Regions from separate parts of the Homo sapiens genome. Here regions 2, 3 and 4 are each linked to region 1. Evidence: chromatin loops called from intact Hi-C (ENCODE). Cell type or tissue: endothelial cell of umbilical vein. All regions are shown on one strand. Links, peaks and the distances in the headings refer to the core of each region. The heading gives the core; the rest is flanking DNA. Region 1 overlaps LINC02940 (long intergenic non-protein coding RNA 2940). Region 2 has its middle 48 kb from the start of ETS2. Region 3 overlaps LINC02943 (long intergenic non-protein coding RNA 2943). Region 4 holds the start of ERG (ETS transcription factor ERG).

Region 1 (5,821 bases), core at 403-5,402:
CCTGCACGCAGGACTGGGGAGTCATGAGGGCTTCAAGGCAACAAGTGCTTGTTGAATGTGGACTGTGGCATGGATAAGGTTGTTGTGTGTTTTCTGACTATGAAATCTGCCCCTACTTCTCCTTAACTAAGTTTATTTTGCTTTGATGAGCATCCTGCCTTCCACTGCCCCAACCACTGGGGTTGCTTGGGCCCCCCACATCTTCCTACATGCATGGCCTCTCTTCAAGTTCTTAACCTCTGCAACTCTTATCACAAGATCATGCCCCACTTCTTGAAATGATCTTGGCTTCTGGGACACCATTTTTTCTTGATTTCCTTTTTCTTTCTCTGATTCTTCCTGCCTGATCCCCCTGTATTGGTCGGATGGCCCACTAAGATGTGGCAATTTAAGAGTAGAATTTAGGAAAGGTACTATTACAAAGCTGGGGGCAGGGTTTAGGTTGTTGCAACACCCCAGGTCTAGAGACAGTGGGGAGAACTTACCAGTGCTCTGTCTGAAGGGCCAAGGGGAGGCAGCCATTATCATCAGCAGAACCTGGGGAGAGAGCTGGATGGAGCAGGTGCATCTCCTAACAGGTGCTGTTGCCTCAGGGTAGAGAGATGCTGCCTGCCTGAAGCAAGCAAGCAGGGAGGGGCCGGGGATAAACACCCTCCTCCCTCCTTGGCATGTCTTCATGTGCTCCCGCTTCATGGGGCTGGGAGGCAGGGAGTCATAAATGCATTTTGTAGGTCGGTGTCCTGGGGCAAAGGGCAGAGAAGAAAAGCAGGAAGGGTGGGTCTGCGGGTCCACACAGAGGGTGTCCAGCTTGCACCACATCTGTTATGGGCTGAATCGTGTCCCCCAAAATCCATAGGCTGAAGCCTCAAACCTCAGCACCTCTGAATGTGACTGAATTTGGAGATAGGGTCTTTCCAGAGGTAATTAAGATAAAAGAAGGTCATGGGGTGGGCCCTAATCCAATCCGGCTGGTGTCCTTATAAGAAGAGATTAGGACACACACAGAGGGAAGACCGTTTGAAGACCTGGCGAGGAAAAGAGGCCACCTGCAAGCCAAGGAGAGGGGCCTCAGGAGAAACTAACTTTGCCGGCACCTTGATCTCAGACTCGTAGCCTCCACAAGTGTGAAAAACTAAATGTGTATTGTTTAAGCCGCCCAGTCTGCAGACTTTGTGATGGCAGCCCTGGTGGATGAATTCACTGCTTAAGTTTGCAGGCACCCCCTACGCTTTCTTCCCTCACCTTGCTTCATTCTTCTGCTGCATGTATTACTGCTGGCTGTGCCCAGCGCTTCATTCCTGTCTTTCTCTGTCTCCCGAGGCTGTTCCCTTCCAGTCAGCCTCCTGCGGGTGGGCTGTCTCATCCTTCCTGCCGCAGGCCCGGTGACTAGAACAGCACCTCACATACAAAAGGTGCTTGGCCATGGCGGGCATTTGTTTAATGAAAGAAAGTTTTCCAAATCTCTTCTTTCTAATGTTCTTCTCTGGTTTCTTCTCCTCTGCTCACCTCTTAACTCCAAGGCCTCATCTCAGCTACACTTGGGGATATTTTCCACTCCCTGCATGGACCCAGAGTCCGGCTGAGGTCATGTGGCGAGGTCAGATATTCTGAAAGTTAATGCGTCCCCACTTTTGAGTGCCCCTTCTGGGTAGGCCATTCCAAGAGGGGCTTATAGGAAGTGCAAGGGAGACGGGCTTGAGCTGAGTTGGACGCACAGTGAGGGATATGTGTGTGAGAGACAGAGAGAGAGAGGGAGAGGGGAGACAGAGAGACACACAGAGAGACAGAGACAGAGAGAGACAGAGACAGAGAGACAGAGACATAGGGGAACACAGGCAGAGAGAGACAGAGACAGAGAGACAGAGACATAGGGGAACACAGGCAGAGAGAGACAGAGCTACAGAGAGAGACAGAGACAGACAGAGACATAGGGGAACACAGGCAGAGAGAGACAGAGCTACAGAGAGAGACAGAGGCACACAGAGAGAGACAGAAGCACACAAAGAGAGACAGAGACCAACAGAGCATTGACACAGGTCCACAGAGACAGAGCTAGAGACAGAGAGAGCGTGCACGGCGCACATGTATATAAAGCCTGTGGGGCGCCTTTTCTTTTCACATAGTGTGATCCAGTCCTATCAATTACTAGGATATTGGCATTTGTGATCATTGCGTCGTCTGGAATTTTTTTCTGGAAAAAAGAGGAAACACAGCCATCTGCCCAGAGCCATCCAGAATATGTCCCAGAGGCCTGTCTGTGTGTACGCGCACTCAGAAGCCTGGGGGCCCTTTCCTTGTCTAAATGTAGCTCCCCCACCGCGTCCCACCCCTGCACAGGAGCGAGGCCTGTGTCAACTTCAGCAGAGCGAGAATGAGGACAGGCCCAGGGGCAGGGAACTGGACGAAGGGAGTTGGAGGCCTTTTCTTGGGAATGGGTGGACCATTGCCCTGCATGGGGACAGGGACGGCACTGGTGGGGGAAGGAAATCTTGAGCTGGTTTCGGCCTTGACCCTCAGCAGCTAGCCCCGGGAGCTCTCATTCTCTGGACGCCAGGGCCTTGGGTTCCTTGGATGAGGTGAGCATGAGCATGTGGGGTAAGTGTTCATGTTTGTGCATGTATGTGTCTGTATGAAAGAGAGTGAGAATACGAGAACATGCCTGTCCTGACTCACAGAGTTGGTGAAATAAAATCAAAGACCCAATGAAAAAGCTCTTGAAAAGGTAAGAGGTCTGCCCAGAGCCAAGGTTTGTTGCCGATCCTGGGATTAGCTGACTTCTGGGCATTTGGAGCCTGCAGCCGTCTGGACATGATCTGGGGACAAGTGGAGGCCAAGAACTGAATATCAGAGAGAGTCTCAGAGAGAAGGAATGTGGACTATGGCAGGTTGCCAGGGATCACTCATGCACACGGATGTTTTGTTTCATTTTTTAGAAACTTTGGGAGAGGAAATAAGGGGGAGAAAATGTAGAATATATTGCATTTCAGAACTTAGGATGCCAACAACAAATTGTACAACTGCTGAAGCTTATTATGGGGGTTTGTTAACATGTGAACTTAAATGCACCAATCCTATCCCTTGCCTCCATTCATTTAACTGTTTAATAAATATTTGTTGAATGCCTAAGATTGATTAATTAATTCAGCCAATCACAGATACTATCACCCTCTTGCTGCATACATAGCATTGTGCTAGAGTTGATATAATGTCTAACATGTTTGAGGAATTATTTCATTCTGGAAATTATTCTTTCCACCTCTTCAGCATCCTAGGAGAACTCCAAATAAACCTTAGCATCTTATTTCAATATTTTTACATCACTTGTTTAAAATTTCTTAAAACCAAACCGGGTTTATTTATGTCAAAGTATACGCAAAATGTATGTGCACGAGAGATGCCATCTGCAAATATAAAAGTCTGTAAACCAAGTCCCTGCCCATGATGGGGTGACACAGGGTGGAAAGCGTGTGCAGGCTTGCATTCTTATAAATATGGATGAAATGCACATTCAAGAATGGTTTGGAAATGATTATTTCCTCCATTTGTTGGCCAAATGTACCAAATCCTTATCTTGGCCTCTTCCTTCTTTTGTTTGGAAAGCCCCACGTTGTCCTTGTCAACTTCCTCACTCATGCTGGTCTCTGGAATGAATTGTTCCACCTCTCCCTGGGCTATTCACTGCAACCAAGGACATCTTAGCAATGTGATATATTTTCCCCTCTCCGAAGTCAAATAGATGTTTTATATCCAATGGGCCAGATTGTGCAGGAGCTTGTCTTCACCCCCACAGGCCACAGGCTGGAGCCTTCCTGGAACAGAGGCTACATTGGCTGTCTTTTGACAAAGGTGCCTGGGTCCTGGGACTTCTTTTGTTTGGAGCTCAGCGGGCTGTGTGTCTGGCTGCTGACATAGCACAATGTTCCCATCTTGGCCCTCTCCTTTCAGGGGAGCAAGTTCCCCTGATGATGGAAGGAAAGAGGCCCCAGAGAGGAGAGGGCAGGGACGCATGATACAGCAGATCAGATGAGGCTCCCAAGACAGAAGGAGGCTTTCGGGTGCTACAGAAGTCTCTGCTGGGCTCAGTGCTGCTGAAGCCTCGCTGAGGGGTTGATGGAGAATCTTGGAAGGCCAATCTTCTCATCCGTGGACATCCTTAGGGGCAGAATACCATGGGTGGGGGTTATGGGATTTGAAGACCCCTGGCCACTGGGGGGCCAGAGGGCTTGCAACCTGCAGAGAACCCCTAGGGTTGTTCCCTTCTCAGTAGATCCTAAAGCCCTGAACTGCTCATAGGGTCCTTGGTGGCCTAGCCCTTACCAACCTCTCCAGCCCCCTCTGAAGCCCTCCCCACCTCCTCTTGCTTTTTTCCACAACCCTCCTGAACTTCTCCAGCCACCGCAGCTGCTGCGGCTCACCTCTGGGCCGGCACACACACTGTTCACTCTGCCGAGACACCTTTCCTTCTCCGCTCAGTAGCATCTGGACCCCCCGCCCAGCAGGCTTCAGTGCCCATGCTCCTGCTCCCTCCAGCACCCAGGTGTCATGACCAGTGGACAGCTGTTAAATATGAGAACCCTGCTCATCGAGGGCCAGGTGCTGAGTGAGGAGGAGAAAGATAGGGATAAGGAAAGGCAGAAACGTGCCCCAGAACAAGGATCTCCTAGGGCTGGGCTCTGGGAGCCGGGAAGTCAGCACACGGTGTGGAAAGTGCTCTGATACGTGGGACTCCAGGGTTCTTTGAGAGCCTGGAGGAGTAGTGCAGGGTACCTGGCTCAGAGGAGGGTGGCTGCAGCCAGAGAAGGCTGCCTGGAGGAGGGGATCCCAAAGCCCTGAACGGCTCATTCCAGTGAGTGTTCTTCTTACTGCCTCAGGCTGCCCACTTGGCCTCTGGATGAATGGAGCTGTGGTCCTGAGGTGGTATCCAGGAGCCAGGGGTGGGTTTGGTGCGCCCAGGACCCCAGGGATGGGGCGTGTTGCCTAAGGCACCCACACCGGCAGGAGCCCCGTGGCCTCTGGCTCTCTGATTGTCTTTGTATTGGTTTGTTGGGACTGTCATGGCAGAGGACCACAGACTGGGGGTTTAAACAGCAGGAGTTTATTTTTCAGAGTTCTGGAAGCTCAACGTCACAAGTTCAAGGTCAAAGCACCCGTGGGTTTGCTTTCTCCTGAGTCCCCTCCTCAGCTTGCAGAGGCCCCTCCTGTATGCATCCTGGGGTCTCTGTATCTTTCTATAAGGACACCAGTCAGATTGGATTAAGGCCCACCAAACGGCCTCATCTTAAATTAATCGCCTCTTTAAAGGCCCTGCTTCCAAATACAGTCACCCCTGACTGGGAGTTCGGCTTCAACATATTAATTTTGTGGGGTGCACAATATTGTCCATGACAGTAGGTGAGCCACATGATATTTGCATAATTTGTGTAACTTTTACCAACCTCTACAGAGTATGTAAACTGCACCTGAAGCATTTTAAAATGTGAATATGCCTGTTGTTGCTTTTCTTCGCTGGTTCTTGAGTTCTCCCTGTTCACCCACTGGGTTTCCTAACCCCAGCTTTCCCCAACAGGTGCATCCCAGCACAGAAGGGCAGCACAGAGGCAGCCTGAGAAGATTCTGTCGCTGCCAGGTCACCAGGACCTCTGGACCACAGCTGGGTTGCGCTGTTTTCCAGTTTGTGAAACTAGGACTTTGGGGAACATCCTGTGAATTGGTGTCATTTTGATTTTCCTGGAGGATTTTTGAGGTCAGCGTGACTGCTGTCACTGTAAGTGTGGGTGTGCTTTCCCACAAGAAGCATCCTGAGTCTGCGGGAAGGTGGGGA
Region 2 (5,821 bases), core at 350-5,349, 140 kb after region 1:
CCCTGGGAACAGTCTCCAATCCACTGAGCCGTCTTCAGAAGTGCATGTCTACTACAAGGGGATGGGGCCTTCTTTCGGCTCATATTTGCCACCTTTTGCTTATTAAGCTACTTCTCTCTCCTAGAATCCCTCTGGCAGACCGAGACTCACAGCCTCTTGTTCATCCTCTGGGACTTTGCCATGAGCAACTCGCTCATGGTCCCTTTACCCAGAATGAAATTAGAGAACTGTCCGCCAAGGCCAGCCCTGGGGTCTTGAGAGATTGCCTAGCTCAGGCAGTAGGGGCCCCATGGATGTAGAGGACCAAGGCTCCGACTGGCCAGGTGGTGAGGGCCGGGGTGGAGGTCTAGGTCAGCCAACGCCTGAAGCGATAGTTGTGATAATTTCCTTCTTTCCTTCCTTCCTTCTCTCTCTCTTTCTTTCTTTCTCTCTTTTTTTTGAGACAGAGTCTTGTTCTGTTGCCCAGGCTGGAGTGGAGTGGCATTATCATATCTCATTGGAGCCTCAAATGCCTGGGCTCAAGCAATCCCCCTACTTCAGCCTCCCCAATAGCTGGGACCACAGGCATGCACCACCATGCCAAGCTATTTTTTTTTTTTCCTAGAGATAGGATCTCGCCATGTTGCCAAGGCTAGTCTGAAACTCCTGGCCTCAAGCAATCCTCCTGCCTTGGCCTCCCAAAGCGTTGGGATTACAGGCATGAGGCACTGCACGTGGCCTCTTTTTTTAAAAACAAAACAAAACTGGGCTTTATTTTTTAGAGCAGTGATAGGTTTAAAGAAAAATTGTGCAGAGATATTACATAGACCCTTGACTCCTCCCACAGTGTCCCCTATTATTATCAGCATTTTGCATTGTTGCAGTACGTTTGCTAAAATGGATGAAAGTACTGGTACATTATTATCCATGAAAGTCCATAGTTTACGTGAGGGTTCACTCCATGTGTTGTTCAGTTCTAGCAGTTTTGACAAATGCATAATGTCAGGCACGCACGATTACAGTAAAGCATAGAAGAGTTCCACTGCCCTAAAATTCCTCCTGGCTCCACTTGCTCACGCCGCCCTTCTTGCCCCTTTGCCCTGATACTTTTTCTGTAGTCCACATTGTCTGATATAAATACAGATATTCCAGCATTAACATGGTATATCTATCTCTATCTCTTTACTTGTATTCTAATTGTGTCTTTATAGTTAAAGTGAGTTTCTTGTAGACAACATACAGTTAGGTCTGGTTTTTTTAATCCACCCAGCTAGCGTCTGTCTTGTAATTCACATATTTAGAACATTGACATATAAACTAATTATTAATATATTTGATATAATATCAACCATATTTATTACTGTTTCTATGTGTTTCCCTTGTTCTGTTTCTTTTTCCTCTTACACTTTTTTCTCCTTTTCTGATTTTCCTTGAGAATTTTATATGATTCCATTTTATTTCCTCTTTCATTATATATCAGTTATACTTCTTTACAATTTTTTTAGTAGTTGCCTGTGATTTTGCAATATACACTTAAAACTGATCCAAGTCCATTTTCAAATAACACAATACCACTTCATGTGTAGTGAGAATATGTTATCACAGAGTATTCACAATTCTTTTCCTCATCTCTTATAACATTTTTGTCATTCATTTCACTAATTTATAAACTATAATCACCCAATACATGTTTACTATTATTATCTTGAAGAAAATGATAAACTGTTAGATTAGCATAAAATATGAAAAAGAAATTATTCATTTTAGCCTTCGTTTCTTTCTTCTTGAATGCTCTTCATTCCTTTTAGTAGACCTGAGTTTTTCACCTATGTCATTTTCCCTTCTTTTTCAAGGAAGTCCTACTGGCAGCAAACCCCTTCCGTTTTTCTTTCTCTGCAAAAGTATTTGCCATTCACTTTTGAAGGATAATTTCACTGGATACAGAATTCTATCTATAGCTAGTGGTGTTTTCTTTCTTTCAGCCCTTTAAATATTTCACTCCACACTCTCTTTTTACTTGCATGGTTTTCGAGGAGAAGTCTGATGTAGTCTTATGCTTGATCCTCCATACGTAAGGTAGGTTTTTTTTCCACCTCTGAATTCTTTCATTATTTTCTCTGCATCTTTGATTTTCTGCAATTTGAATATATACTATATACCTAGGTATACGTTTTAAAATATCCATCCTGCTTGGTGTTCTCTTTAGTTTCCTGAATCTGTGGTTTGGTGTCTCATTAATTTTGGAAAATTCTCAGTCATTATTACTTCAAATATTTTTTCTGTTCTTTTCTCCCTTTCTTCTTTTTTGGTATTCCCATTACATATATGTTACACCTTTTGTAATTGTCCTGCCATTTTTAAACATGGTGCTCCATTTTTTTTTCAGTCTTTCTTCCCTTTGTCTTTCAGTTTGAGAAGTTTCTATTCATATATCTTCAAGCTCACTGACATATAGCTTATATTGTGTTCCAGTTACTACAAAAGAGCACTGCGGATGTGCTGGGCAGAAATGGGGGAGGCGAATCATTCTATATAGAGTCCAATGATTAGGTTTCAGGTTTTTAGTGAGCCTGTGTCCCTGGGCTGTGACCTTCACCTGGGAGTCTCAGTTATTATCCCATCTTATATTAGGTAATACAGGAAAGCTAGCTGAGATGGGACTGGGATGTTTCCTTTTCCCTGGGTGTTAGGATGAAGGAAGCTGAAGTACAGCATTTCCCTCCACAAAGATGAGGTGGTGCTTCTCCACCTGTCCACTAAGATAATGGAGGTGGTGGAGCCTGGTAGACCACAAGTAGGGTGGTGGCACAGATGTGATGTCCCCTGCCCAAGATGGAATCAGAGAGCCAGCCTGGGATCCCACCTCCATCACTTCCCAGCTTTGTGATCCTGAGCAAATTAGTTATTGTCACTGCAGTGTCATTTCCTCATCTTAAAAGAAGGTAATAACAGTCATCCCATAGCACACTTATGAGAGTTAAATCAAATGATGCAAGGGAAATGCCTGCAACACTGCCTGGCAGATAACAGAGTCTCAACAGATGGTAGAGGTCATTCTGAAGAGAATGCCATTTGACCTAACTGGGGTGACGAAGGCAGTTAAGAGTAGGCGAGAGGAGTGGTAGGGCTTGGGGAAAGCAGGTCAGGCAGCTGGTGGGATTTGCAGAGCTGAGGAGAGCCTTCCAGGTGCATTTAGTTGCTGACGGAGTCTGGCCCAAGCCCAGGCCACAGGCACAGTCCCAGGAGACATGCTCATGAGCTGTCATCTCAGTCCAGCCGCTGACTCACCCCACAGGCGGGCACCCAGGGAGCAGGTGCTGCAGCTGTTGCGTCATTAGACCTCTGAGGCTGTAAGAGCTGACCATCTTCTGGCTGATGGAGTAACTTGCCCACAGGTGGGGATGGGAGGGATGAAGGCCCAGCCTCTCTTGTGTGTCTGGGATGAGAGGGACAGTATCCTCACCTTGGTCTAGACTTTGTCGTTCAAAAGGTAAGCTGGGGAGCAGCAGGCTCAACATCACCTGGGCGCGTGTTACAGATGCAAACCTCTGGTCTAGTCCCAAACTTGCTGAGTCTTAATCTGCATTTGGCAAGCTCTCAAAGTGATTCCTTTGTATGTAAAAGTCTAAGAAGCACTGGCTAGCATCTTTCTGGTTCACATGCACGTTAAAGCTTGAGAAGTGTTGGCCTAGGGATCTTCGTGGATTCCAAATAGAAGTCAGAATACCAATAACCAGTATTAATTTCTGATTGTAATATCAGCAGCTGAAGGATCAAGGTGTTTGGAACCCAGGAATCACAATCAGACTTTTTCAGGCCGCAAATGGATTGATAAAACAATGGAGGTCTCTCTGATAAGGTAACATTTCAGCTGAGCATGGAAGTAAGTGAAGACATGATCATAGGAGTATCTGGGGATCGAGCAGCAAGTGCAAAGGCCCTGGGGCTGGAACACACTCAGTGTGTGTGAGAAATGGCAAGGGGTTCAGTGTGCCTGATGCAGATTAAGCAAAGAGGCCAGGAGTAGGAGGTGATATGGAAAGATTGTGTTGACTCTGCAGTTCATGGTAAGGCCTTAGGATATTGTCATGAGTGAAATGGGAAGCTGTCGGAAGGTTTAGAATGAAGGGGTCATATTATCTGACTTTTGTTTTAACAGGAATCTCTCCAGCTGAGTCTAATTTCTGAGAGTAGACTGAAGAGGACACAGCAGGGCAGTCTAGTCAGAGGTGCCTGCAGGAATCCCAGACGAATGGTAGGGAAGGTAGTGAAGGAGGTGAAGAGATGAGCTTTGAGCCTGGTCCTGTTTAGAGCAGAGCTGGCAGGACTTGCTAGGGATGGGTGCATGCTGTGGGAGAAAGAGAAGCTCCTGGGTTGGCTCTGTGCACCTCTGTGACTCAGCTTTCCTGGAAGGTGCTTTGCGTTTTTCCTTCAGTATCTGACAGGCATGGGCAGAAGAGTCTTTGTTTTTTGGGGGGCTTTTTTGTTTGTTTGTTTGTTTGTTTGTTTGGTGATGGAATTTCACTCTTGTCACCCAGGCTGGAGCACAGTGGCCTGATCTCGGCTCACTGCAACCTCTGCCTCCCGGGTTCAAGTGATTTTCATGCCTCAGGCTCCCAAGTAGCTGGGATTAAAGGCGCCCAACACCACTCCCAGCTAATTTTTGTATTTTTTAGTAGAGACGGGGTTTCACCATGTTGGCCAGGCTGGTCTTGAACTCCTGACCTCAGGTGGTCCACTCACCTCGGACTCCCAAAGTGCTGGGATTACAGGCGTGAACAACCATGCCCAGCCCAGGCAGAAGAGGCTTAAACATGGCCGGTGGTACATGTACTTTCATTACTTTTCTGCCCACCCCCCCTAAAATGTCAGTAAAAGCATGAAAACAGGGAACCTTACAGGATGAGGAGCCCAGGACTGGGGATTAAATAAGATGAATGACAATGTGAGTTATGTCTGAAGAGGAAAGCAGACACAGCCATGGGTGGGAGGTGACTTAGCAGAGGGAAGGAAGCTGGCTACCGAGTGTCTGCAGTCAGAGGTGCAGGCAGAAGACCTTGAGGATCCACCCGAGAGGCTCCGGAATCAGACTCCAGGCCCTCTGAAAGGTTGGGATGAGATGGGGTTGGCAAGAGGTGGGTTATTGAATGCTGTCCAAGGGTTGTTAGATCTGCTGCTCAGGCAGACACTAGCTCCTTGATCCCACGAGAGACTCGAGGGTGATCCTCTGGGAAATCGAGGCAGCTGGCACTCCAGTGCAGGGTGAGGTGGGGATATGAATTGTGCACACTGAATGGTGGACTTCTGGCCCCTTCCCCATCCCTGCTCCAGGGCAGCCATAGCCAAACCTATAACCAGCAAGCAGGAAAACAGATGACCTCTGAGGACAACATCACCCAGAGGACAGGCTCCAGATGCTAACAATGTGGGCTCCTCTGAACATGTACTTCGCCTCTCACTGCACAGGCAAATCCTGCCCCAGCACACCAGTTTCTGATAAATATTTTAGTGTCTCACTCTTAACTATGAATAGATAGCCAAGGATCACCAGACAGGAAGCCCTCTAACACAGACAAACAGAAACTAAAGACAAGACAGAAAGGATCTCAGAGAAAACAGGCAATTCAGGGAGCAGAGGGAAACTTTCTGGACAAACCCACAATTAAAACCTTCTAGGACTTAAGAGGAGCTGTATACTTGTGATTCAAGATCAGGCTCCTAGCAGGAACATTCATAGCTCCAGGATTAGGGGCAGGAAAGAGGACAGAGCTGAAACAAAATTCTACAGGAGGATTAGAAGATAACAATGAGAATTTTTGCCAAAAAAAAAATACCGCAAAAG
Region 3 (5,821 bases), core at 577-5,576, 73 kb before region 1:
TTGCCTAGGTTTTCTTCTAGGGTTTTTATGGTTTTAGGTCTTACATTTAAGTCTTTAATCCATCTTGGGTTAATTTTTGTATAAGGTGTAAGGAAGGGGTCCACTTTCAGTTTTCTGCATATGGTTAGCCAGTTTTCCCAACACCATTTATTAAATAGGGAACCCTCTCCCCATTGCTTGTTTTTGTCAGGTTTGTCAAAGGTCAGATGGTTGTAGATGTGTGGCATTATTTCTGAGGCCTCTGTTCTGTTCCATTGGTCTATATATCTGTTTTGGTACCAGTACCATGCTGTTTTGGTTACTGTAGCCTTGTAGTATAGTTTGAAGTTAGGTAGCATGATGCCTCCAGCTTTGTTCTTTTTGCTGAGGATTGTCTTGGCTATACAGACCCTTTTTTGGTTCCATATGAAGTTTAAAGTAGTTTTTTCTAATTCTGTGAAGAAAGTCATTGGTAGCTTGATGGGGATAGCATTAAATCTATAAATTACTTCGGGCAGTATGGCCATTTTCACAATATCGATTCTTCCTATCCATGAGCATGGAATGTTTTTCCATTTGTTTGTGTCCTCTCTTATTTCCTTGAGAAGTGGTTTGTAGTTTTCCTTGAAGAGATCCTTCACGTCCCTTGTAAGTTGTATTCCTAGGTATTTAATCCTTTTTGTAGCAATTATGAATGGAAGTTCACTCATGATTTGGCTCTCTGTTTGTCTATTATTGGTGTATAGGAATGCTTATGATTTTTGTACATTGCTGTTGTATCCTAAGACTTTGCTGAAGTTGCTTATCAGCTTAAGGAGATTTTGGGCTGAGACGGTGGGGTGTTCTAAATATACAATCATGTCATCTGCAAACAGAGACAATTTGACTTCCTCTCTTCCAATTTGAATACGTTTATTTCTTTCTCTTGCCTGATTGCCCTGGACAGAACTTCCAATACTTTGTTGAATAGGAGTGGTGAGAGAGGGCATCCTTGTTTTGTGCCGGTTTTCAAAGGGAATGCTTTCAGCTTTTGCCCATTCAGTATGATACTGGCTGTGGGTTTGTCATAAATAGCTCTTACTATTCTGAGATACGTTCCATCAATACCTAGTTTATTGAGAGTTTGTAGCATGAAGGGTGTTGAATTTTATCAAAGACCTTTTCTGCATCTATTGAGATAATCATGTGGTTTTTGTCATTGGTTCTGTTTATGTGATGGATTACCTTTGCTGATTTGCGTATGTTGAACCAGCCTTGCATCCCAGGGATGAAGCTGACTTGATCTTGGTGGATAAGCTTTTTGATGTGCTGCTGGATTTGGTTTGCCAGTATTTTATTGAGGATTTTTGTATCAATGTTCATCAGGGATATTGGCCTAAAATGTTTTTTTTGTTGTGTCTCTGCCAGGTTTTGGTATCAGGATGATGATGACCTCATAAAATGAGTTAGGGAGGAGTCCCTCTTTATCTGTTGTTTGGAATAGTTTCAGAATCTTGTGTGTATTTTATACTTGCAGCACATTTTAATTATAACTTGCTGCATTTCAAGGGCTCAACAGCCACAGTAGGTAGTGGCCATTGTATTGGGCAGCTCAGCTCTAAATCTTTGCTACTTAAAGTGTGGGCTGCAAGGACCAGCAGCATCTGCATCAACTAGGGGCTGTTAACATGCAGAATGTCAGGCCGTGCCAGACCTACTGAATCTGCATCTGGATTTTAATCCGGTGAGAGGCTCTGATCTAGGGAGCTTCTCTTCAGACCTTTCAGCCCGAGGAAGGATGCATCCATTCCATCTGGGTGCACTCTGGGAGGTGGTGGGTTATCTAAGTTCTTCTTCTACTTTCCCGAAGAGTGATTTCCCGAAGCTTTTCTGCCTTTCATGGGTAAGTTTAGATTCCCATATACAGGACTCCTGTAAACGGCAGTTCCATCCTGTGAAATCTACGTGGAGGTCAGTCCATGCATTGCACCTTTGGCTTATTTGCATACTGATGCTGGGGTAGATGCAGTCACGGCAGACACACCTGTGGCTAAAGAAGGAAGCCTGGTGAGGATGAGGGTGTGTTAATGGAGCCTCTGCCTCCTTAGGTGTCTGAGTGGAGCACTGGGCCTGTGTGTGTGGGTGCCCCTCGCTGAGGCCGGCCAGCGTGGCTGGAGCAGGGTCCAGGCAAGGGTGAATTCGCTCCTCGCCAAGTCCTCTTGGTGTCTCTATTTTCCCATCGATAAAAATGGAGCTTACAGCCCCAGAGGGCAGTTTGTTGAGATTGGAGAAGACATTTGAGAGCCACTGGGGAGTGACGGAATGAAGTACAAATGCTGGAAACCACACAGATGTGCAGATGCGATATGGAAATGTTGGAGTGATAATCTCCAGGCAGGAAATCCAAGAAATTCCCAAGTTAAGATTTTTACCAGAAAGGTCAAATCATCCTCAGGAGGGATATCAAGAAGAGGAAAAATAAAATAAAACAAAACCACCAAGAAATCTAAGAGATTATGGACAGAACTATCCAGCCAGATCTCCCAGGGTGCCAATGACTCCATGGGAGAGGAAAAGGCCTGATGATGGCTGTATTAATATTCTGAATGCTTCTGGAACTTTCTAGGCTTATGGGTTGTATAGGATTTACTCAGATCTCTCTCTGCATTTCTTTCATATGATTTTAAAGAAAGATTCCTAAGAGGGCACTGGCATAAAAATTCCTTTTACACAAACACTCCACTGGAAAGCAAGGCCCTGCTTATGGGAGGTGCTAGGGCTTCGGGCCTCTGAGGAAATGTCTGCTGAGAGAGCCCCTGACCTGGCATGCTCTGCCCTGCTGAGGGACTAACAGTCTGCTTTCCTGTGGAGAAAGGCAGGAGAGGAGTGTGCATAATCCCCTGGATCACGTCTTGCAACAGAACAAAAACTGTAAAACGCCCAAGTTGTCTCTGGCACAGAAGTTTCTAGAACAGTGATTACCTAGTGATAGTCATTTACCAAGCTGCGCTCCTTTGGGGACATCCGAGAGTCAAATATGTGAGATTATTGCACTTTTTTCATTCCTTTGGTCATACTGAGTGGAAACATAAATGTATCAATCCTTTGTTTACGGCGCCTCAGAAACAGAGTGGCACGTTGCCATCTTACACCAGATGTGACTTTTAGGTGCTAAGAGGCACCCTGGGGTGGTGCCAGCTCTCTCTCAGAGGATGTTACCTAAACACATCACTCAAGACTCAAGACTCAAGAGTATTATTTCAAATGGCTCATAGTTCACCTACTCTTAAAAACTAAAATAACTATCTGTTTTTCCTAATTCGCCAGGTCATATGTGCCCATTGTATTAAAAGAAAGTTGGAAAATTAGTGTAAAGGATGACATTTATCCATAATAAGCCCACCACCCAAAATAGCCACTGCAAACATTTGGGCATTGAACATACTGATTTACATAGCTTGGATCTTACTATATTGATATTTTTTCCTGCCTTTTCCCACGTAATATTGTGTCATAAGCATTTTCTATGTTACTGAAAATTATTTGTCAGCATGGTTTTTAAAAAACTTAACGCAAAATTTAAAAACATATACCAAGTTAGAGAGCCATTTATCATGAAGCGAATGTACTGACCACCTAGCCTCAAAAATTATCAATTTAGCCAATCTTGTTTTTTCTAACCTCTTTAATCTTTGCCCTTACCCAATTGTTTTGAAGCAGTTTCCAAGAATCAGATAATTTTATCTCTAAATGTTTCAGTGTGTATCTGAAAGATAAGGAAAAGACAAAGAACTTAAAAACAAATAACCACTATACTGTTATCTCATATAAAAACAATCTTTTAAAATATCAGCAAATACTTAGTCAGTGTTTACAGTTCCTAAATTGTCTTAAGAATTTTTTTGGATGATTTATTTGAATTGGGATCCAAACAAGTTTAGTTTGTTTAAATTGGTTCATAAGTCCCTCTCTGGTTGTATGGTCATTTATTAATTGAAAAAATCAACGCATTTGCCTTGTAACTTCCTATAGTGCCATGCTTTTGTCTAACATGTTTCTCTATGCCTTGCTTTTCCTAAACTTTAGTAGTTGGAGCTAGAGGTTTGATCAGATTTGAGTTTAAATTCTTGAGTGTTAAGATGACTTCATAGATGTTGCTGGGCTCTTCTATCAGAAAGTATTTAAAACCAGCTTCTCTCAGGTTTTCTTGTGGTTTCCATTGCCTTGATCCATGAATTCATTAGGAGTTTCAAAATGTGACATTAGATCATCCCTTCTTTGTTTACTAATTGGAATCCTTTCGCCCATCAATTCTTTTGTTATCCTGCAGTTTGTATTGTGAAGGCAAAGATTAGTAAATGCCTTATCTTTTCTCTTTATCAACTTCAGAGTAGCGATGTGGTTCATGACCATCTTCCAGTTGTGAGCAGTGAGCTTTTTAATATTATTATGAACCTATGGATTCAGCCTATTGTAGTTATTATTTTTATTGATGCTTAAATTATATCTTTTTTTTTTTTGAGACAGAGTCTCCCTCTGTCATCCAGGCTGTAGTGCAGTGGCACAATCTGGGCTCATTTCAACCTCTGCCTCCCAGGTTCAAGCCATTCTTGTGCCTCAGCCTCCTAAGTAGCTGGAATTACAGGTGTGCACCATTATGCCCAGCTAATTTTTGTATTTTTAGTAGAAACGGGGTTTCACCATTTTGGCCAGGCTAGTCTTGAACTCCTGGCCTCAAGTGATCCACCCGCCTCAACCTATCAAAGTGCTAGGATTACAGGTGTGAGTCACCATGCCTGGCCTTTATTTTTGATGAGTAAGATTTTATTCAGATGAACTCCTGATTTCTTTTGGCATGCCCCTATTAATGTTTGGTAGCTTCTTTGATTTCTGGATGACACAATTTTAGATTCATTGTGTGTATTTTCATTTTCGGATCTGGAATCAGCCATTCCTGCAGGCAGCCCCGTTCTTTTTGGTAGGAAATGGTATTTAGAGACCACAGTGCAGCATGACAGTGCTCAGTGCTGCTGGGTTGATGATACATTTCTAGGCCTTTTCAGGGGACAGTATCTTCTTAAAGATAGTTTATATTTCCTTTGAGATCAAATGCATCATGAACTCATACTGACAGATGATTTTGTGAGCCAGGCAGTTGAGCAGGGACTGGCGGGGTGATTCTTCTGTTTCAGGCGTCCTGAACAGAAGTCACTTAATTATATTCAGCTGTGAATGGGTTGGTTTAGAGTATTTGAGTGGCTGTTGACTTCCATGTCTGGTGACTTGAAGTGGATGCCAGAGGGTGAGGCTTAGCTGAGGCTTAGGCCGAGCACCTGCAGAGTGCTTGGACTCCTCACCTGGCCTCAGGGCTCCTAGAGAGCATGTTCAGCAGGGCCAGGCAGAAACTGCAAGAGTTCTAATGGCCTAACCTCACAAGTCTCAGAATGTCACTTCACTTCCACCATGTTCTTTCTTCTTTTCTCTTTTTAAGAGACAGGTCAGGCTGAAGTGCAGTGGCATAGCTCACTGCCTGGAACTCCTTGGCTCAAACAATTGTCACACCTCAGCCTCCCGAGTAGTTGGGACTATAGAGCTGCCTATCATGCCTACCTAATTTTTTTATTTTAGCAAAGATGGGATCTTGGTACATTGTGCAGGCTGGTCTCAAAACTCCTAGCCTTGGGTGATCCTCCTGCCTTGGCTTCCCAAAGTGCTGGGATTATAGGAGTGAGCCACAGCACCCAGCAAAGAAGTAGCAAAGAATATATATATATATTTTAGAGACAGGGTCTGTAAAAAAAAAAAAAAAAATCACCCAGGCTGGAGTGCAGTGGTGCAATCATAGCTCACTGTAGCCTCTTAA
Region 4 (5,821 bases), core at 375-5,374, 490 kb after region 1:
CCAGGTAAAATATCAGAGCAGTTTTCCATATTGCTAAGTGTTCATCTACGACATCATTTTCCTGCAATGTTTTTGAGGAGGAAGGGCGTTCCATTGTAGGGATGTATAGGGCAGGGATAAAGACGTGAATGAGTCATGAGTGAATCTTCTGTTGTGTCCCCACAGATGTGGAGGTTCAGACGGATCTCCTCTCTTTGCTCTGCGCATGTATTACATTGAGAACCATGTGGCTGTCATTCAGAGTGTTCTTAGCTCCTAACCTTCCTCCCCATATTCCATACAGAGAAGTTAGTAAGGGAACAAGAATGAGAACTTGTTCGATCTTTAGAAAATGGGAAGAAATGATTTTAGGATAAATAAATACTAGTGTTTCTTTTATTGTGACAGTGAATTTATGGTATATTTATGTTATATTATTTTGTTTCTTTCTTTGGAGTAAAATGTGAGGAGACTAGTGGAAGGTTTTGGCAGATTCACAGGGGATGGGTTTGTGGCAGAGAAGCATGCAAGGGAAATGTGTGCTTTATTCATAGGTTCTGCTGTCCACAGCTACTGTATGGGCTGTGCTGGTCTAGTGTGGTGATTACTGCATCTCAAGGAGAGTGAAAAAGGACCCTGCCCTGATAGGCTCATGGCAGGACGGGCCTCAGGTAGGGGCCGTGTGCCAGATTGCCCCCTAACTTGGTCCGCGTGGTGGCTTGGAGGGCATATTTCCCTAGGGAGAGGAGGTATCAGGTGGGAAAGGCAGCCTGGTTCTTAGGCTGCTGGGTGGTGTAGGGATGAGGCCATTTAATAACATAGACTTGGGGTACAAGTGAGGAAAGCTAGAGTGATATCTATATCTTCAGATAATTTCCCCATAGGATAATATTTGGGAAACGGTTTCTGCACTGCTATATTCTAGTTAATAGATGTGCCTTGGCCGGGCGTGGTGGTTCACGTCTTTAATCCCAGCACTTTGGGAGGCTGAGGCGGGTGGATCATGAAGTCAGGAGATCGAGACCATCCTGGCTAATATGGTGAAACCCCGTCTCTACTAAAAATACAAAAAAAATTAGCCAGGTGTGGTGGCGGGCGCCTGCAGTCCCAGCTACTCGGGAGGCTGAGGCAGGAGAATGGCGTGAAGCTGGGAGGCGGAGCTTGCAGTGAGCCGAGATCGCGCCACTGCACTCCAGCCTGGGCGACAGCAAGATTCCGTCCCAAAAAAAAAAAAAAAAAAAAAAAAGATGTGCCTTGTCCTATCAAGAGCCAAAGATTTTTTTAAAACACTTTACATTAAATAGTCAGAGATTACCAGGCTTGGATGCTATGATGCCATTTGAAACATCAAGAATTATTCTCTTTGAAGACAACAGGAATCAATCAAACATTTTGTCATTAGAAATGAGGAGGAGTTTCCTTTGTAAAATTTTGGAACAGAATTTACCACTCAGTATCCCCAAATTAACTTTTTATTAGATCACTTTTTATGTTTGTATGCATTTCCAAAATTAGACGCAGTAAAACTTATGGATCGAATATTGATCAAATAATAGCATCTGTTTTTCTCTTTTTTAGTATCCAATAAATAAATTTGTCTCTTATAAAACAATATTTTTATTAGTTAGAAAATGATGGATATATGCATGCATGTATGTTATACATAAATAAATATGGGAGAGAGAGACAGAGATTGAGAGAGAGAGAGCATGTGTGAGAGAAAGCAGAGAAAATGATGTACATTGGCACCAGTAGACAATCAGAGTTAACCAGGCAAAGGGTATTAGGAGTTTGGTGTATTATCTTGTGGCTTTTCTGTAAGTTGGAAATTATTTCAAAATAGAGAGGTAAGAAATCCCACTCTTCACAGTTTGATTTGCATTAGGCAAGAACCAGGGAGTTAAGGCCAAATCATCACTGAAGCATTAGGTCCCAGTAGAAATGCTGATCTTTCCTGCTGCAGGGAACAACTGAGGGCTGGATTAGCAACCACGAGGCGTGGGTGAGGCGGGACCACACAGGATTTTCTTCCGTGGCTATTTCATTAGCAAAGCGTTCATCTTATTTAAAGCTGGTGTTTGGTAAAGGCATAATCAGGTGCCATGTGTTGTGGAGGCCACAGTTAACATTTTACATTGATGCTTCTTAGGAGAGAACAAAAAGCAAGGACACTCAGGGAAGCTGAGAGAGCTTTTCTCCTCCGCACTCCAGAATTCTAGTGGAAGCTGCCCAGATAAAACAGCTCAGGACTTTGAAATTTTCGGGGAAACAGAATTTTAATCAGCCTGCCATCTTATTCATTGTTCAGAGATGAAAAGAGCGGAAATCAACACCCCCTCATAATGTAGGTGCTGAGAACTTAGGTTCTGATTTCCACAGAATGATTTTCTTACAATATACTCTCTTTCTTTTCTTTTCCTTCTTTCTTTCCCTCCCTCCCTCCCTTTCTCCTTCCTTCCTCCCTCCTTCCTCCCATCCTCCTTCCTTTCTCTCTCTCTTCTGTCCTTCCTTTCTCCTTCTCCATTTTTTCTCGCCCTCTTCCCTCCCTCCTCCTCCTCCTCTCCTTCCTCTCCCTTTCCCCCCTTATCTTTCTCCTTCTCCTCCTTCTTTTGTCCTAACATGAGGTGATAAATCAGAGGTATATAATAAAAGCCAGAATGACCTGGGCTGGTGGACAGAACTCTGACACATGCCGGCCTAAAGTCTGAGTGAAATCCATTTACTGAACGTCCAGCTCTGCAACCAGGAATTGTCAGATGACTCAGGATTTAGTCTATTGTGTTCTTGGGGTCGCCTATTGAGACCACACCTCTTTATGGGTCCTGCGTTCCTGTAGCTAGATTCAAAGCAAAATGTTTCTTCCAAGCAATTTCCTGAAAATGAGTAATTAAAGTCCTGAAACCCTCTAAGGAATGTTCAGGCCTGCATTCGCTGTACTTCCTTCGAGGAGAAAACAGACCTGTGACCCTGAACTTATAGCTTGGATTTTAGACATGTAATGGGGCCCTCACATGGCATCTCTGGGTAGCCAAAAGTTCTATGAGGATCTGTTGTCTGCAACATGGATGTCTGTCAGAGTGAGACCAGCTCACTGATATTCCGGGACATTTGTAGTCACTTCAGTTATTTGGGTTTTAATAAATACTTGAAAACAAGACTTAGGAAGGTTTATTTTTCCTCTTTATTTTTTGTGTTTACTGTAAGCCTAGAGTCCTTGCGTTTTCAACAACTTTGTTGTAGAGCAAATAAAAAGTGCAGGTATTTGGAAGGAGAAAATGAAACTGTTCTGGAACACTTATATGAAATGTTGAATAAATATAGGTTGTTAAAAATCAGCCAGGCAATGGCTGTTACTGAACATGGCCATCTATTAACATGAAATAAACTCCACCTGCAAAGTTTCCTTTTAGGAGAAAGGAGCTCAAGTCCTCTGTCCTAGTAATTCTGCGAAGAATTGGGCTGCGAAGGGCTGACACCCAGGGCAGTGGGGTGCCCTCAACGCCTTGGCTCCAAGGTGCTTGCAGCCCGTGTGAAGCCATGCGGAGTCCCATCACATCTGCATCCTGCCTTGGTCTCAGTGCAGTGTGTCACACGGCGGCACACCGGTCACACCTGCTGTGGCAGTCCCCATCCCAATTGATGCCTTTTCTTTTTTTAATTAAAAAAAAAAAATCTCCTGGCTGCATATCATCAAGAAAAACAACATTGTTTTCAGGGTCTCTTATCTCTCCACTCCCAAATATCCTGTTTCTTTGGGCTGGACAGCCAGGACCAATAGAAACCTCTTCCTGCCATTGGCTGACTTCATTTCCCAGACTTAGCACAATCTCATCCGCTCTAAACAACCTCATCAAAACTACTTTCTGGTCAGAGAGAAGCAATAATTATTATTAACATTTATTAACGATCAATAAACTTGATCGCATTATGGCCAGCACTATTAAGGTAAGGAAAGGGTTCCTTTTAATTTGACAAAATCTTGTTCTTGTTACTCTTTTCTTTGGTTTCCTTTATCAAGGCAGATAAGTTAGGGTTGGGCAACACCCCCACTGCCACAATAGAGGACAACAAGATTTCCTTTGCACTGCCTAGTAAATTTCCTTTTTCCTACTCCAACCATCCGCAAGGCTTAAAAACTTCAAACTCAGAAAAAAATTGGGGTTTCTAAATTCACTGTTGAGTGCTGTGGATTACTTTTGGAAAGGCTTTTCGGAGCGCTTCTGAATTTTCAGATTCTCTAACTATCCCTAACGGTGCCTGGATGTGTGTCTGAGAAAAGGCAGCAGACTCGGAGAGGTTGAAGGGTCGGGTCAAAGCAAAAGATGCGTTTGTGAATGTCAGACATTTGGAGGCTCTTCAGTGGCTCCTTAGCATCAGGGATGCCAGGCAGTCCCAGTGGAAGCGAAGAGATACTCGGCAAGTGGCTGCTGGTAATGGGACGCAAATGTTGACTTGATTTGTGGGACATCCACGCTGAGAACTGAGTGCTCACGTAACTCAAATGGGGGTAATTTGGTTTGTTCCACTATATGTTTATCTTCAATAAAATACCTACTGTCTGTGCACTGTGAGTAAGATTTCTTCCAGCAATGGTTAGGTTTGCGGAGATTGGAAAGCAATGGCCGGTCGGTTCTCTGTGCTGTGGGGTGTTTGGTCTGATGCATTTCCTTGCCTAAGTTTTTAGTAGATAGCATGTAGAGATTAATGTGGAGGTAAATCTGCACAGGTACAATCCTAAATATGGCCTGATTCCTGGAAATGAAGCCAATTTAATGGTGACTACAAGTCAAGGGGCATGCAGTCTTGAATGGGGGTCCGTTCAGTTGTTTTAAAGGCCACCATGCCTTCGTGACATTTGTAGAAATGTGAAAAATCAGCAACAAAAGCAGATGCTGAGTGGAGGGAAAAGAAAATTGTGTTTGTTGCATGTCTTTAGTTTTGCTGCACGGAGGTGAGAAGCATTTGGTGGTGTTTTCATAAGGCTTTTAGTTTGTTGGAAAGTGCATAAGAAAATGGAAGTTTGCCCAGAATTGGGCCAAGCCATTTTCAAAAATACTCTTTGGTTTGGTATTTTCATAATTTGAAATGTTTGTATTAGAAGATTTGACTCATATGTACCATAGAAACTGTGTTTGAGAAGTTCAGCTTTTATTTCTCAAGGTGTGTTCAATAATATATTAAAAATCTGTGTACCAAGAACTTTCACCTTATACTTTTCTTTCTTTGGCTTCAAGGATTGGAATCTGCTGAAATATGGCTCCTATAGACAGGAATTATAAAATTGAGAGTTAATGTGCCCTACTTATAGCTACATGAATAGAAATTACTTGATTTTGTGACCCAAAATGTTATTTTTTTGTTCTTATTTTCATCCTTATTCATATGCATGTTAAATCAAATATTCTGTGTAAATCTTGAATAGCTTGGGTACGATCTTATGTGGTTTTTTTTCCCAAAAAACTCAGTGCATTAAAAAGGACATTGAAATAACAGACCATCCTTTAGAAGGTAGGTACATTTTGCAAAACATCCAAATGTGTTATACTGTTTAATTTGAAGTATACATTTATGAATACATGAAGCTATTTTGAAAGTTTGAATATTTTGTGATTTTCTGAACACTTTTTTGGAAATAATAGTTTACACTTGTCTAAGGTACTATGCTTGATTTAACATTTTATTACATTGCATTATGTGTTTATTGTATGTACCCAAGTGAACCCTTAGAATGACTACAGGTGAATTTTTTTTTAATCTTCTGTTAAAATAGGCCCTCTTTATAGGTGACTTCCTTTAAGACATGTTTCTGTTAGATTTCCTGGGTAAAGTAATGAGATGATTT

Evidence for each region. Hi-C counts contacts between places; a loop is a spot of excess contacts. Peaks named below come from ENCODE experiments on the same cell type or tissue, not always from the same donor. Only the 100,000 strongest peaks of a DNase experiment are listed, where the experiment ranks them.
Region 2: it touches region 1 in a loop (10-fold over the local background); 2 of 110 quality-filtered maps call a loop at or near these places.
Region 3: a loop joins it to region 1, with 3 times the contacts of the local background. A loop is called at or near these places in 10 of 110 quality-filtered maps.
Region 4: a loop joins it to region 1, with 7 times the contacts of the local background. A loop is called at or near these places in 2 of 110 quality-filtered maps.

The regions. Positions count from the first base shown.
Region 1 is chr21:38,990,770-38,996,590 of GRCh38, reverse strand. LINC02940 (long intergenic non-protein coding RNA 2940) reads left to right here. Exons shown (of 7, transcript XR_007067867.1): 4 at 1-3,846; 5 at 5,567-5,764. Among named protein-coding and RNA genes, the nearest start is that of LINC01700, 16 kb to the right of the region's middle. RefSeq lists an enhancer at 5,391-5,821. In endothelial cell of umbilical vein, for the core only: no CTCF peak of the experiment used is centred there; DNase peaks (open chromatin) are centred at 2,880 and 3,600; H3K27ac peaks cover 3,180 bases.
Region 2 is chr21:38,851,006-38,856,826 of GRCh38, reverse strand. No RefSeq gene overlaps it. Among named protein-coding and RNA genes, the nearest start is that of ETS2, 48 kb to the right of the region's middle. In endothelial cell of umbilical vein, for the core only: no CTCF peak of the experiment used is centred there; a DNase peak (open chromatin) is centred at 3,196; H3K27ac peaks cover 1,672 bases.
Region 3 is chr21:39,063,985-39,069,805 of GRCh38, reverse strand. The region is part of intron 3 of LINC02943 (long intergenic non-protein coding RNA 2943); the gene reads left to right. Among named protein-coding and RNA genes, the nearest start is that of LINC02943, 18 kb to the left of the region's middle. In endothelial cell of umbilical vein, for the core only: no CTCF peak of the experiment used is centred there; DNase peaks (open chromatin) are centred at 2,325, 2,795, 3,615 and 3,785; H3K27ac peaks cover 1,342 bases.
Region 4 is chr21:38,496,466-38,502,286 of GRCh38, reverse strand. It overlaps ERG (ETS transcription factor ERG), which reads left to right and starts at 3,810. Exons shown (of 10, transcript NM_182918.4): 1 at 3,810-3,924. The coding sequence starts at 3,907. In endothelial cell of umbilical vein, for the core only: no CTCF peak of the experiment used is centred there; DNase peaks (open chromatin) are centred at 2,036, 2,816 and 3,706; H3K4me3 peaks cover 2,316 bases; H3K27ac peaks cover 4,593 bases.